Regions from separate parts of the Mus musculus genome. Here region 2 is linked to region 1. The links are chromatin contacts, found by Hi-C in ENCODE. All regions are on one chromosome and are shown on one strand. The core of a region is the stretch at or near the end of the contact, and the rest is flanking DNA. Distances in the headings are between cores, read along the strand shown. Region 1 has its middle 7.6 kb from the start of Gm46334. Region 2 overlaps Gm35135 (predicted gene, 35135).

Region 1 (6,106 bases), core at 1,860-4,359:
TAAGAGAATGGTCAATAAAACAATTCATAACCCTTCTCAATAGCCAAAACATGGTCCAATCTAAGGAAGTAGAGTTTTCTATGGGGCTAGATAAAAGGAGGCATCAGACTAAGGCATCAGACTAGGTTGTAATGTTCATACAAGCTAGTCAAAGAGTAAATGGGAAATGTTAATAGCAACTACTATCTACAGAGAACATGTAGCCTTTCCTATAGTGTTATCTGAGCCAACACTGTAGACTCCATGAGCTCCATGTGCACAGAACTGTGTTTGCAGGTGTTCTCAGGTAAGCTGTCCCCATTGTTAGTGCTTCACTCCTGAGATAACAGGTAACTATTTTGCTCTGCTTTGTGATTGTGGGGTGTCTATTATCTAACAGGAGAGAGTGGATCCAGAAGTCTCTTAGTAATCAAAGGAATGCCAGCAAGCTAGAGCTAGGCCTCCTAGCAGATGGTTCTATTTCCAGGCTGTTATTTTTACCTCTATATCAGAAGAGTGGAAGAATGATTGTGAAAGACAAAATTTGCCATTGAGGCCAGACCCCAGGACAAAAATGTCACCTGTGTGCAGGAAAAACAGACTTTCTTAGCATTTTGGGCACTACAGGAAGGTGGCAGTTCTTTTGTGTTTGTTGAATAGCTACCACAAAGGCTGCTTAGAATTAAGTACCCAATAAATGTATGTTGAGTTTATTAATGAATTCCACTATTCACTATATAGTTTTTACTTGCCTTAGAATTTCAATGAAAATGGCCACGTCTACTTGGTGTAGGTATTATGAGATTCAACACAAACTGGAACAACATGTTTTGTCCTAACATCTTTTAAGAATCCTTCAAAGAAGGTAAATGGTTTGTAACATCATGCCTATACTTTAGGCTCTTGGAGATGAAAGTGCTCTCTCTGAACACACTTATCTGTAAACACCGAGGGACTGCCTGAATTAATTCTAAATTATATTTTCTGTAGCTGTTGGTGCGATTATTGCACTGGACTTGTTAGAACAGATAGGAGGGTTGTTCCACACAGTCTCTTCTTTCCTACCTGCCCTCAGACATCCTCTTGTCCTAGTTTGTGTGCTGAGTTCTAATTGGCATAGTATCTTTGATTTAAGTTTCCTCAAAAGACAAAAGAAAAGGCTAAGCAAAGATGAAAAGAAATTATGCTTAAATGCTTTTTCTTTCTTTTATATGTGCTTCCTCTGTCCCCTGTCCCCTTGATAATTCCTAAGAGTTTAAGCTACTAAAAATCTTAATGAGTTTTGCTGCTATGTAGGTGTTTCATCTTAGGGTGGTCATTCAGTGTGCCCATACCTCAACCTTTTAACTTTCTCAATGATAAAAAGTACTGTAGTATATTAAGTCCAAAATAATTGTCCTCTCAAAAAAAAAATTCTGACTGTATCCATCTGTAGGGATACCGACTAAGCTTGCCTAGAGGCTGAGTGATCTTTCCTGAGTTTCTCTTTGCACAATCATGCACTTAGTACTGTTCTAGAAGAGAGAATGTGACATGCATGTGGGGGCAGGGGCACAGGGACCTAGAATACATCCAGAAAGGGACGGAGGGCCTGAATGTTGCTGATTCTTTCAAGTCAGAAAGCAGCTGGAGGGTATTTCTAGGCTCAAATGTTCTAATGTGTTCCAGAGCAGAGGGAAGAGGAGAACTTTCTTAGCATCTGTAAGTTGCTGGGAACAAGGGTAAACTTGGGTTATCTCAGCAACTGGAGATCCATTGCCATGGTTCAACAAGGGCAGAGGAGCAATGACTTCTGTCCTGAGCAATAAAGATATGCTGTATAGGGACCATTTGAATGATTAATGTATTAGTTACTCTTCACTAATGATCTTCAGTGAATGCAAGACTAGAGAAGATGCTGGAAGGAAACAGATTAGAATAATAATCTGACTAATTTTATTCTTTATTATTATTTTATTCTTTTTAATGTTAACTGGTTTTCCAATGACATCAATATACATCAGGACAGATGTAGCACTTGTTTTGTGGGAACAGAGAGCAAGGATTACCAAATATTAATCTTGAATTTTTCTCCTTCAAGTTGATTTAAGTGGATCCATGTGACTCTCTTCAGAATAATTCTTGGCCAATTGCAATGGTCATTTCCAGGCTAATGCTATAAAGCTCATGTATGAAATTTCAGTCTAGATCAATTCAGAACATAACTGAAAATTTGACATTTTCTATTTGCTGTAGCTACAAAGTAGAAAAAATATCCACGGATATTGGTCCTCAGATAAGAACTCAGTGCAGAACTATATATGAGACAGGGAATAAGCTTTTGTTAGACTAAACCATTGAACACTACTGTAACTACTCCTAACTAATGCAGCATGCTAACTGAAAGCATTGCTTTCTTTTGCGTTTTTTTATTAGATATTTTCTTCATTTACATTTCAAATGCTATCCTCAAAGCCCCCTGTATCCTCCCTTTGCCCTGTTCCCCAACCCACCCACTCCTGCTTCCTGGCCCTGGCAATCCCCTGTACTGGGGCATATGATCTTTGCAATACCAAGGGCCTCTCCTTCCACTGATGGCCAACTAGGTCTTCCTCTGCTACATATTCAACTAGAAACACAGCTCTGGGTGGTACTGGTTAGTTCATATCGTTGTTACTCCTACAGTAATGAAATAAGCAAATACATTTTTTCTACACTCTTAAGTTTTCCCTAATAAATCATCATTTTGTGATCCCTAAATGTATATCTGGTATGTAGATGTGTATTTATATTTACTCCAGTTGTTTATGGCCAGACTATCAAGCCAAAATATAGTTGATCATTTCTGCCATGAGAACAAAGGTCAATTTTCACAGGAGACCTGGGACATTTGAAAGAAAAAGTTGCAAACTTTTCAAGGTCTCAAGAGACATCAAATCAAGGGTTAGAAGCTACCAGTCATGTGCTTTAGGGCATTCTGTCAGCTCTTCATCCCTGTTTCACATGAATTTTAACCCACACAGAGGCAGTTAGTAAAGGACTCATGAATGAATCACAAGCCTATGAGAAAAAAAATATGCTAGAGGTGCTGGCTTTTGTAAGAAAAAGGTGGCAGAGAATTATGTACAAGGAAATTGCCTTTGGCAGAAAGCCAGTCCTCTGGGAATGACATCTTCTTTATAGAGAACTCAGAAAACATTTCAATTCACACGTTCCTTCAGAAAATACCTATTGTGAGCCCTTTCTGTTCTCAGGTCACTTTGCAGAAATAACTGCAAAGACAACCTTTTCTACTTTTTCTTCCCCATCTAGAAAGCTCTATCTTAAAGAATAGGCTTATGTATTTGAGCAATGTTTTTTTGCAGCAGTCACGAATCCAGGCATTTGGTCCAGGCTGTGCTCGGAGGAGAATGGGTAATGATTATACCAGAGCCTCCTATAAACGCCTACCCGTTCTTCTGCAAGCAACTAATCTTAGGTCTCAGCCATGCAGAATCCCAGAGAGGAGAGGAGGAAAACTAAATGAAAGGTGAACTACTGCCAGCAGAAAAACACTGAAAGGAGCCTGATCCTCAAGGACCACTCATTGACGTCAACTTGGATCAGAATGATATCGTAATGGCCCAATTATTGATGGGTATGACCTTGACAACTCATCCAAGGAGAGAGAACGATAATGGATGTTCTTAGTTCTTTTTTTTTTTTTTTTTGACTGTCCTAAATTGTTTATTGGATATGAATTTTACAAATATCACGTGTATTAGTGGTAACGGTGGAGCTGGAGAGTATTGCGCCTTCTCCAGGCTGCACGGCGGGAACCACCAATAGTGTGGTGGAACTTGTGGCCCTTTCCAAGGCCACGGCTCTTTCGGCCAGCAGATGTCAGCCCACGCATTTCTCTGTGTTTGTGGACTGGTTTGGTGATCCACTGGGTGTCAGGATTTCTTCTGATAGCTTTATGGAACGGATCAATGAGGATAACCTCAAAAAATTTATATGTGGAATCTTCACCAACCCAGTAGGAATTCAGGACTCTCAAAGCCCCACAATGGCGCCCAGCTCTCTCCTCAGCAACAGACTGAAGGCTTCGGGCAAATTTCAGCTGGTTAACACCATGGTGGACAGGCTTGCCGTAAGTTGCACCCTTAGGAACTGGGCGTTTACGACCACCACGGCGGACACGAATCCTGTAAATGACATAGCCTTGCTTAGCCTTGTATCCCAGTCTTCGAGCTTTATCAGGCCGGGTGGGGCGGGGAGCCCTGTGCAGCGCAGAGAGCTGGCGGTATTGCCAACAGCGGACCCTCAGAAGAAAGCGCATCACGTCGGACTGCTTCTTCCTCCATAGCTCCTGGATGTACTTGTATGCACCCATCTTGGCTCACCTGATGGCTGCCGCCAGAGGAAAGGAAAAAAGCATGGATGTTCTTAGTTCTTAATACCTGAGATAGGCAGTTTACTTGTAAGTTAAAAAATGAAATTGGAGAGAATAATTTTAATTTTTTTCTGGAATCATGAAGTGCTAAGTATTTTATACTGTATTCTTATGGCTTAACTGCAGTAATTCATCAATCTTGAGATATTCTAGCCACTAGATAAATTCCAGAGGGAAAGCAACATAGGTCTTTTTCTTTAAAGAACTTACACTTTTCCAGGGGAGACAAGAATACTCTACAGAAAAAAAAATCAATGGGAATAAAGAATATGAACCAAAATATGATAGTATTAACATGCAGAAGAGTTTAGTGGTCTGGGAGACAGGCTTTGTATTTTGACATCAGCTCTCACGTTTTATAGCACCAGGCAGTTTATTTACCCATTGTACAGTTTATTAATTTAAAATGTGAGAGTAATAGCATTTAAAAGTGTTTAATGTGACGTGCCTATAGCAATGACTAGAAGTCACAGCAACTGATGGTTGCTTTAGCTATTATTTTAGGCAATTGAGAAGTTTAAGTTCATTTAATTTTGTTGGTCACTTTTGTCAAAACTTGTTTCTGCTTCCTTATATCTCTATTGTGATTGTTTCATGAGACGACACTGGATTTGTGAATGTAATCAGTTTGGACAAACCAAGGAAACTGATCTAGAATCTACAGAGTTATAACACATATCTGCTCCAATCAAGTGTCTTTGTTATCTCCATGATTAAGATAAATGGATCTAAATATTTAGGGTTTCTTCTAAGATAATAAGTGCTTCCTCTTTAAAAACTATAACCTTTTGTATACCATATCTTCTATTTCCTCAAAATCAAAATAATCTTTCTTCTCTTCTCTGCCAACACATATCATACAGAACTCGGAACTACAATGCACTGTATGATCTATATGTACATCCGGGTGATGTAAGAATGATGAATAGACTTACTGAGTTGTGACTTGCCTCTAGTCAGCCTCTATTTGTCTAAACTTCAAGGATTTATCTATAAGTGAGAAATTATTTCATTTAGAAAGTGGTAGTAGTTGGAGTAGCCAGTTACCACTTTCCGAGTTTCATTTTTCAGATATATAGGAAGGAAGAACTCATCAAGACCTCTTGCATCCCTAATCTAGCCCCAAATATAACCCATTTCTTATTTTGTTTTTGTTTTTATTTTCAAGAGTGTTTCTTTGTGTAGCCCTTGATGTCCTGGTTCTCACTCTGTAGACGAGGCTGGCCTTGAACTCACAGAGGCCTGCCTACCTCTGTCTGCCTCCTAAGTGTTGGGATTAAAGCCTTGTGCCACCACCACCTAGCCCATTTTTCCTTTGTAGACTTTTGATCACTGACCTTGACTTGTGAGATAAAATTATACTCATATAGAGCAGTTCCCTCACCATGATATGATGGTCACAGCATCCTTTCATCCACTGCCATCTGTGTTGCCATCGAAGGCAAGAAGCACTGCATCCTTCATGGAAGCACATTGCAGTATATTAGCACAAGTCTTTGTCTGATCAACTCAGAGCCAAACTTCAGTCTCTGCTAGCAAAGTCCTAATACCCTGGGAAAGCCATGACCAGGATAAAGAAGATAACAAGGGAAACAAGTGAGAATCTAAGAGATATTCCTTTCAACTAATTCTCCCCATTTCTTCTTCTTTGTGTCTTTTTCATTCATGTTTCTCATTCTTTCTTCCCTTCCTCATTATGTCTAGTTTTTATTG
Region 2 (6,106 bases), core at 1,950-4,449, about 40 Mb before region 1:
GAAGATGAATGGGTTTCAAGCTTCTGTAATAATGACTTTCAGAATTATTGAAATGCAACTTGGCCTGAAATTTTTGAATTTAATAATCTAATTTCTGAGAGACTTTGGGGGCACTTAAACAACTTTGGGAGTAATTACAGTTTCAGGAGATCCTACTAATGCTGAGGGGAGTGTGCACACGCATATGCACACACACACACACACACACACACATTCACAGAGGGAGACAGACAGACATGTTTTGGTAGAATGTATCTATTTTGTAACTATAGGATACATTTAAATTTCTTTGAATTGTTTCTCTATGTTCAGACTTTTATATTCTAAATAATTCCTCACAGCAATTCCTTGAAGCAACTGTAGTTATATATATATATTTGCTTTGCAGTTAAAGAAAATGAGGTTCACCCAAAGTTAAACAATTTATCAACAGATTCATAGCTGGTACTGGTGGGTTCAGAATTTTACCCAGGCAACTGTGTTCTATTTCTGACATGTTTACAGCATATGGTATGTGTGTGTGTGTGTGCTTATATGTGTGTGCATATATAGTGCATATATTCATATATATATATATACATATATATTACCTTCCAAAATCAACTCCCTTTCTATTTTCCCAAGATGACTCTATAGTGGTGATTCTAGCTCCTGCCAAGTTACCATTAGCTGTCAAGAAAATGAGGTGGTCCTCTCTACAGTCAGCAATATAAAACATTTAAAAGAGATCTGAAAAAGGATCAGTTAACTTGTGATTCTCTGTACTGTATTAAAGACAACTTACTTCACTTGGTACTTCCGGTGGCATGCTTAATGCTACATTCAACCTGTTGTTTTCAATGGGGATTTCCTTAACTTTATGAAAGCAGAGCTCGGTGGCTCAGGGTTGTGGGTCCTTTCTAAAACGTGTGTGCATGTTTGTGACTGTGCAGTCTCTTCTTTCCTGGTCCTCCTTTGCTTGAGGCAGGGCTTCCCGCTGTTCATCACTGTATGCACTAAGCTAGCTGGACTGCATGCGATAGGGATTCACCCATCTACCTCTGCCTCCTCTCTTGTCATAAGCACTCGAGGATTACAGGTATGAGCTACCACAACCCCCTTTATGTAGTTCTGGGGATCTGAACTCTGATCCTCACGCTTTCATGACAAACACTCGAGCCCCCGAACCATCTCCCTCCCCTGTTATGGTTTCCATGAAGAGATTCCAAGTCTTTTTTTTTTTTTTTTTTTTTTGCAGTAACACAAATTTTTTTAATATCATCACTCAGAAGACTGAAGCAAGAGGATTTCCCGGACAAGGATGAGGTACATGAAGTGCATGAGGCACACACAGGCAAAGGCTACAAATGAACAACAAAGTCCCCTTGGTTTTGCATCCTGATAGAGTGATCTGTGATGCTTTACAAACAACTTGGGCTTACAGAGCCTGCACCCCAAAGGGCCAGCCTCACAGAAGACAATTGCTGTTGCATGACTCACTGCCTAACAGACTGTGAACTGCCTAGGGGGATGGGAAAGCTCTGCGTAGAATTTACGAGAGGTGGTCGTAAGACAGAATTTGTGTTCGCATCTCTGCCTTGATGTGGCTGCAAGAAACATCACCATCTGGAGCTGGAACGCTTGGCCCAGAATGGACTTGTTAGCTGTGGACACTCATCTCTTGTGCCTAGGGGCCAAGGGGTTTGAGTCCCAGTAGAGATACTGAGGACTCCCAGAAACTCTCATGCAAATCCAAGCATCTTAAGGGCACAGCCAGCTGGAGGAACCTGTTCTCCTGAACGCCTTATGGGGCACTGCGATTTTGTATTACCTGCTCTCATACATATCTCATACCTTGGCACAGTGACAATGACCAAGATCTCTTACTTTCAGTTTATTTGAATCTTAAGGCAAAAACAGTCAAAGAAGTTTCTGGGAAACCCTGGGAAGGCTAAAAAGATTTTTAATAAACCATGTGATGTCTAAAATTCCTAAAAATACAAGTGTGTTTTCAAAATTATCCCCACTAATAATCACATTCTTACTGTCTACAAGTCCATCCTATATTTCATAAAACATTTTATTATTTCCTTATTGGATAATGGTTACTCCTGAACCTGTGGTCCGATTAGAAGGTTTGGCAGATGGCACTTTCAATTTAAATGGATTTTTATGCCATTAAAAAGAATGTTTGCTCTGCCTAAGAAAAGCATTGACTCTAAAAGTCATAGGCTCCAGGCCATTTCCTGTGGGATTTTCTTCCACCATCCTTCCAATTAGTCAGTCAAAGTGATGTTTCTCTAAACACACTCATTTATCTCTCTCTGGAGGGTTGCCTTCTATCCCAACCAAGTAAGAAGATCTTGGAAAATAAAGAAAGCTCTCTATATGCCCACTCCCCCATCCAATATTTATGATTAATCACAGTGCCTCACTGAGTGACAAGAGGAAAAAAAGCCACTGTTTCCTTGTTCATCTCCCATAGAAAACCATTTGTTGCAGCTTGAGTCAGAGCCAACTTCTATTGTTTTGGCAATAATTAGTCAAATTATACCAATCACTAGTAAAAATAACAGAAATTGTATAATTGTAATTTAGACCGATGACCTTGGACTTATGAAAATAGAATGTTGGGGTACTGCCTTGCATAATATATCATTACAATTCTATACTGCTAAACTCAAAGGTTTTATATTAGTTTATTAATTTACAGTACCTTTGACATAAACTTTAAAAGTAACAAAACTATGTTAAGTTCCACAAAATGCTCAAGAAGCACTTTATTTTAGACAAGTCAGTCCATTATTCAAATAAAACAAGACCATCATGCAAACAACAACCTTAGATATTTCACAAATATAGATCGATTTGGCAGAAAACATCTTGATTGCACTGTTTCTGAGAACTGGCTCTGGTTCAAATTATTGACCGATGAAAGCAAAGCGACATCGTTTCTAGTCAGAGAGATGTTGAAACTGTTCTACACACACTGTCAGTGGCGTTCACTGTGAGTAACAGAATGAGCCCGTGTGCATACAAAAACAAACCTCAGGCTGGATGCTTCACAGCAACCAAACGATGGATAAAAGACTCTTCCAGCACAGTAGGCAAATTTCTCCTTTAATAGACAGCCAGGAAAAAGCAATATTTCAGTGTTTGCTTTCCTTCCTCTGAGCGAGAAGGTTTCACTGGGACTTATTTTACTTCCTTTTTTCTCTGTCCTATTTTCTTGGCCCTCACAGTCAGCTCCAGTAGCAACTCGACAATACCACTTTGCACTTGCCCAAAGCGCCTTTTCTCTAAAACTCTCAGCTGTGGTCTATGCGAGGAGAGTATAAAGCAGGAGAAACAACACAAACATCCAAGTTCATCCTCTCATACAAATGTTTGAGAGACCTAGAATCATATTAACTCAGGGCAGGGACCGGAGGAGCTCCCGCCCCCTCCCCCTTCCACGCCTCCCCGCTCCGTCTAGATAAAAACCCAAACAAATGAGCAAACAAAGTCTCAGAAAAAAAAAAAAAAATGTTTAGTAGCCATGAGGCCTCGGGTAAGACTAGCCATTATCTTGAGCTCTGTCCCACATATAAAACAGGGCGTGCCTTCATGAGGATGTGAGGAGTAACCAGCTGGAGTCTCCTAAAGCAAAACTGGGGGAGGGGGTGTCCAGACTTTTAAAGTTCTGAAAATAAGTCTGAAGAGGGTACCTAAAAACTATTCATGTTTCTGGAATAGGGAATGCTTTAACTTTTATCATCTTTTTTTTTTTAATTAAAAAATGAAAGGGCTCACTTGTTTAGGGAAGACATATCTCAAAATTAAAATGTCTTAGAAAATAAAACTTAAAAGATGGCCGATGCTCTCTCTAGCGCCAGAAATTTTTGTTAATGAAAGAACGTTTTTTAAAAATGTCAATGCACTGTTGTAGGGTAAAGACTGTTATGAGACACAGCAGTCGAAACTTCTAGGAACCTAGTACCTGCATTCCTCCTTTCCCTTGACCTTTGTCACTGATAATGGCTTTTAAACATAGAGCAGTTTCCCCTTCATATTCTGCTAAAGATGCAAATTTTTTTTTCAGGGTTTATCAGCTAATTAGAACAGTTGGTTTGTGTGGGCTGGAAATTTCTCATTTCTCAGCCCAGATTTTGAATCTACTGAACTTGAAATAAAATACATATAACTGTCTACTCCTACAGCAAAAGAAACATAGAAAAGAGAAAGGCAAATATGCTGAAGTGTGTGTGTGTGTGTGTGTGTATGTGTGTGTGTGTGTTCCTATGAGGGTCAGAAGAGTTTGTTAGATACCCTAGAACTAGAGATACAGGTAGTTATGAGTTGCCCAATATAGGTGTTTGTAAGCTTAGGTCCTCTGGAAGAACAGCAAGTGCTCTTAACCACACAGCCATCTTTCCAGCTTCACAAGCTTTTATTATAAACATCTATTTCTTCTAGATTTAAGAAAATATGAATTTTGAAAAAATTGCCAATCAGTGTATATATAAATTACTATATTATCTTCTTTAAGTACACACAACAAATCAAATACAACACATATAATAAGATAGCATATCATGACAAAGATTTATCCTAGGAATACTAGACTGGCTGAATACTGAAAAATCTATCGATAGATATGCTCATCTCAATATTTATGCACAATGCTTTCAGTAACCAATAAATGAATAAATGAATGAATAAATAAAATGTCTCTAGGCAATAAAGAGCACCTACACTAGACCTTGAGCTAGAATCATATTAAATGCTGAAAGAAAAGACTTTTTTCTCCCTATAAGCAAGAATATGATAAGGAAGTCTGTTCTCACCACTCCACTTAGCATCCTACTGAAGGTCTTAGCAAACACACAACAGTAGACAATAAAAATGCAGATGAATAGAAAATAAGTAAAATGTTCTCTGATTAAAGATAAATGGAGGGTAACAACAACATTAGTTATTAGGGTAATGCTTATTAAAACTATACTTACATACAGCTACATACTCATTACAGAAGTTTAAAGCACAGATAAAGTACTAGTTGGTGTGAGGAGCAATGGAACCCTGTTGGTTGTGGTGGAAAAAAATGTTGGTGGACCCACTGTTGGGGCTGGGACTAAGACCTTGGAGAGGGGCTGAAGATAAAGCCATGAATGTCAATTTTGACAACAAAGTAACTGTGTGTCAAAGTAACAACCCCAAAGTATGAAAGTTCTCTAGGTCCCTGATGTACATATAAAGAGTGAGCTGGCACACACGGATAAAAACAGAGAAAACTGGAACGGTGTATACCAACATATGAACATCAATCATCGCCTTAATGTGTATTTCAGCAGACTAAATCTGCTTCCCAGTCTCTTTCTGAGATTTTAAAATAATCCCGGATTAGCCTGTGTGGTGGTTTGAATAGGACCCATAGGGAGTGGCACTGTTGGGAGGTGTGGCCTTGTTGGAGGAAGTGCGTCACTGTAGGGGGTGGGCTTTCAGACCATCCTCCTAGCTGCTTTCAAGACAGTCTTCTATCTAAGACAGCCTGCATTGCTTTTGTTTTTTGTTTTTTGGTTTTTTTTTAGAAGAAAAGAAAGTCATTTTGTTTCTATCTGTTCATGTGAGTTCATAGACCTGGTCAAGAGTGCAAGTGCTTTTCAGAGGCCTCTAGATTCCAGACTTGCTCCACTCGTGGGTTCTCCCTCCCTTTATTCTCTGTAAGAGTTTCAGCAAGGCAGTCCTCACTTTAAAAGCTGGGTTGATTGACTAACGCCTACTCTGTTGTTTCTCTGGTCTAGTTCTGACTTAATAAGCCTGGCCCAAAGCTGACTGAACTGTTATTACAAGCCAGGAACTGTTAGGAGCTCTGCAGAATTTCTTTCACAATCCTAGAACTTTTGGATGATGCACCTTTCAGCTCTCAATTTAGAGATGATCACGGCCATCAACTAAAGTTGCGTAAATCCAGCATCCAGATTCCTAACCATCTTGGTGAAGCGAGCTGTTGGGAAACCTGGCATCTGAAAGAAAGCTGTCTTCTAAAGTCCTAAAGCTTGGCTTGCTGCTTGTTAGTTGTATAATATCAGAAACATTGATTAGCCTCCCTGAACCTGTTCTTACCTCTTTGCCTGTCATAGGGACT

What was found. Hi-C counts contacts between places; a loop is a spot of excess contacts on that map.
Region 2: a map of T-helper 17 cell shows a loop between it and region 1 (83-fold over the local background). The contact joins two enhancer-like sites. A Hi-C loop is called at or near these places in 3 of 37 maps with a recorded cell type or tissue (T-helper 1 cell, T-helper 17 cell and regulatory T cell).

Annotation. Positions count from the first base shown.
Region 1 is chr12:12,021,270-12,027,375 of GRCm38, reverse strand. It overlaps the pseudogene Gm4294. Among named protein-coding and RNA genes, the nearest start is that of Gm46334, 7.6 kb to the left of the region's middle. Within about 2 kb of position 3,109, at least 1 of the 3 ENCODE cell types and tissues checked has a DNase peak (open chromatin) inside an H3K27ac peak, as active enhancers do.
Region 2 is chr12:52,471,604-52,477,709 of GRCm38, reverse strand. Gm35135 (predicted gene, 35135) reads left to right here. Exons shown (of 3, transcript NR_136881.1): 3 at 1,238-1,971. Among named protein-coding and RNA genes, the nearest start is that of Gm35135, 6.0 kb to the left of the region's middle. Within about 2 kb of position 3,199, at least 1 of the 3 ENCODE cell types and tissues checked has a DNase peak (open chromatin) inside an H3K27ac peak, as active enhancers do.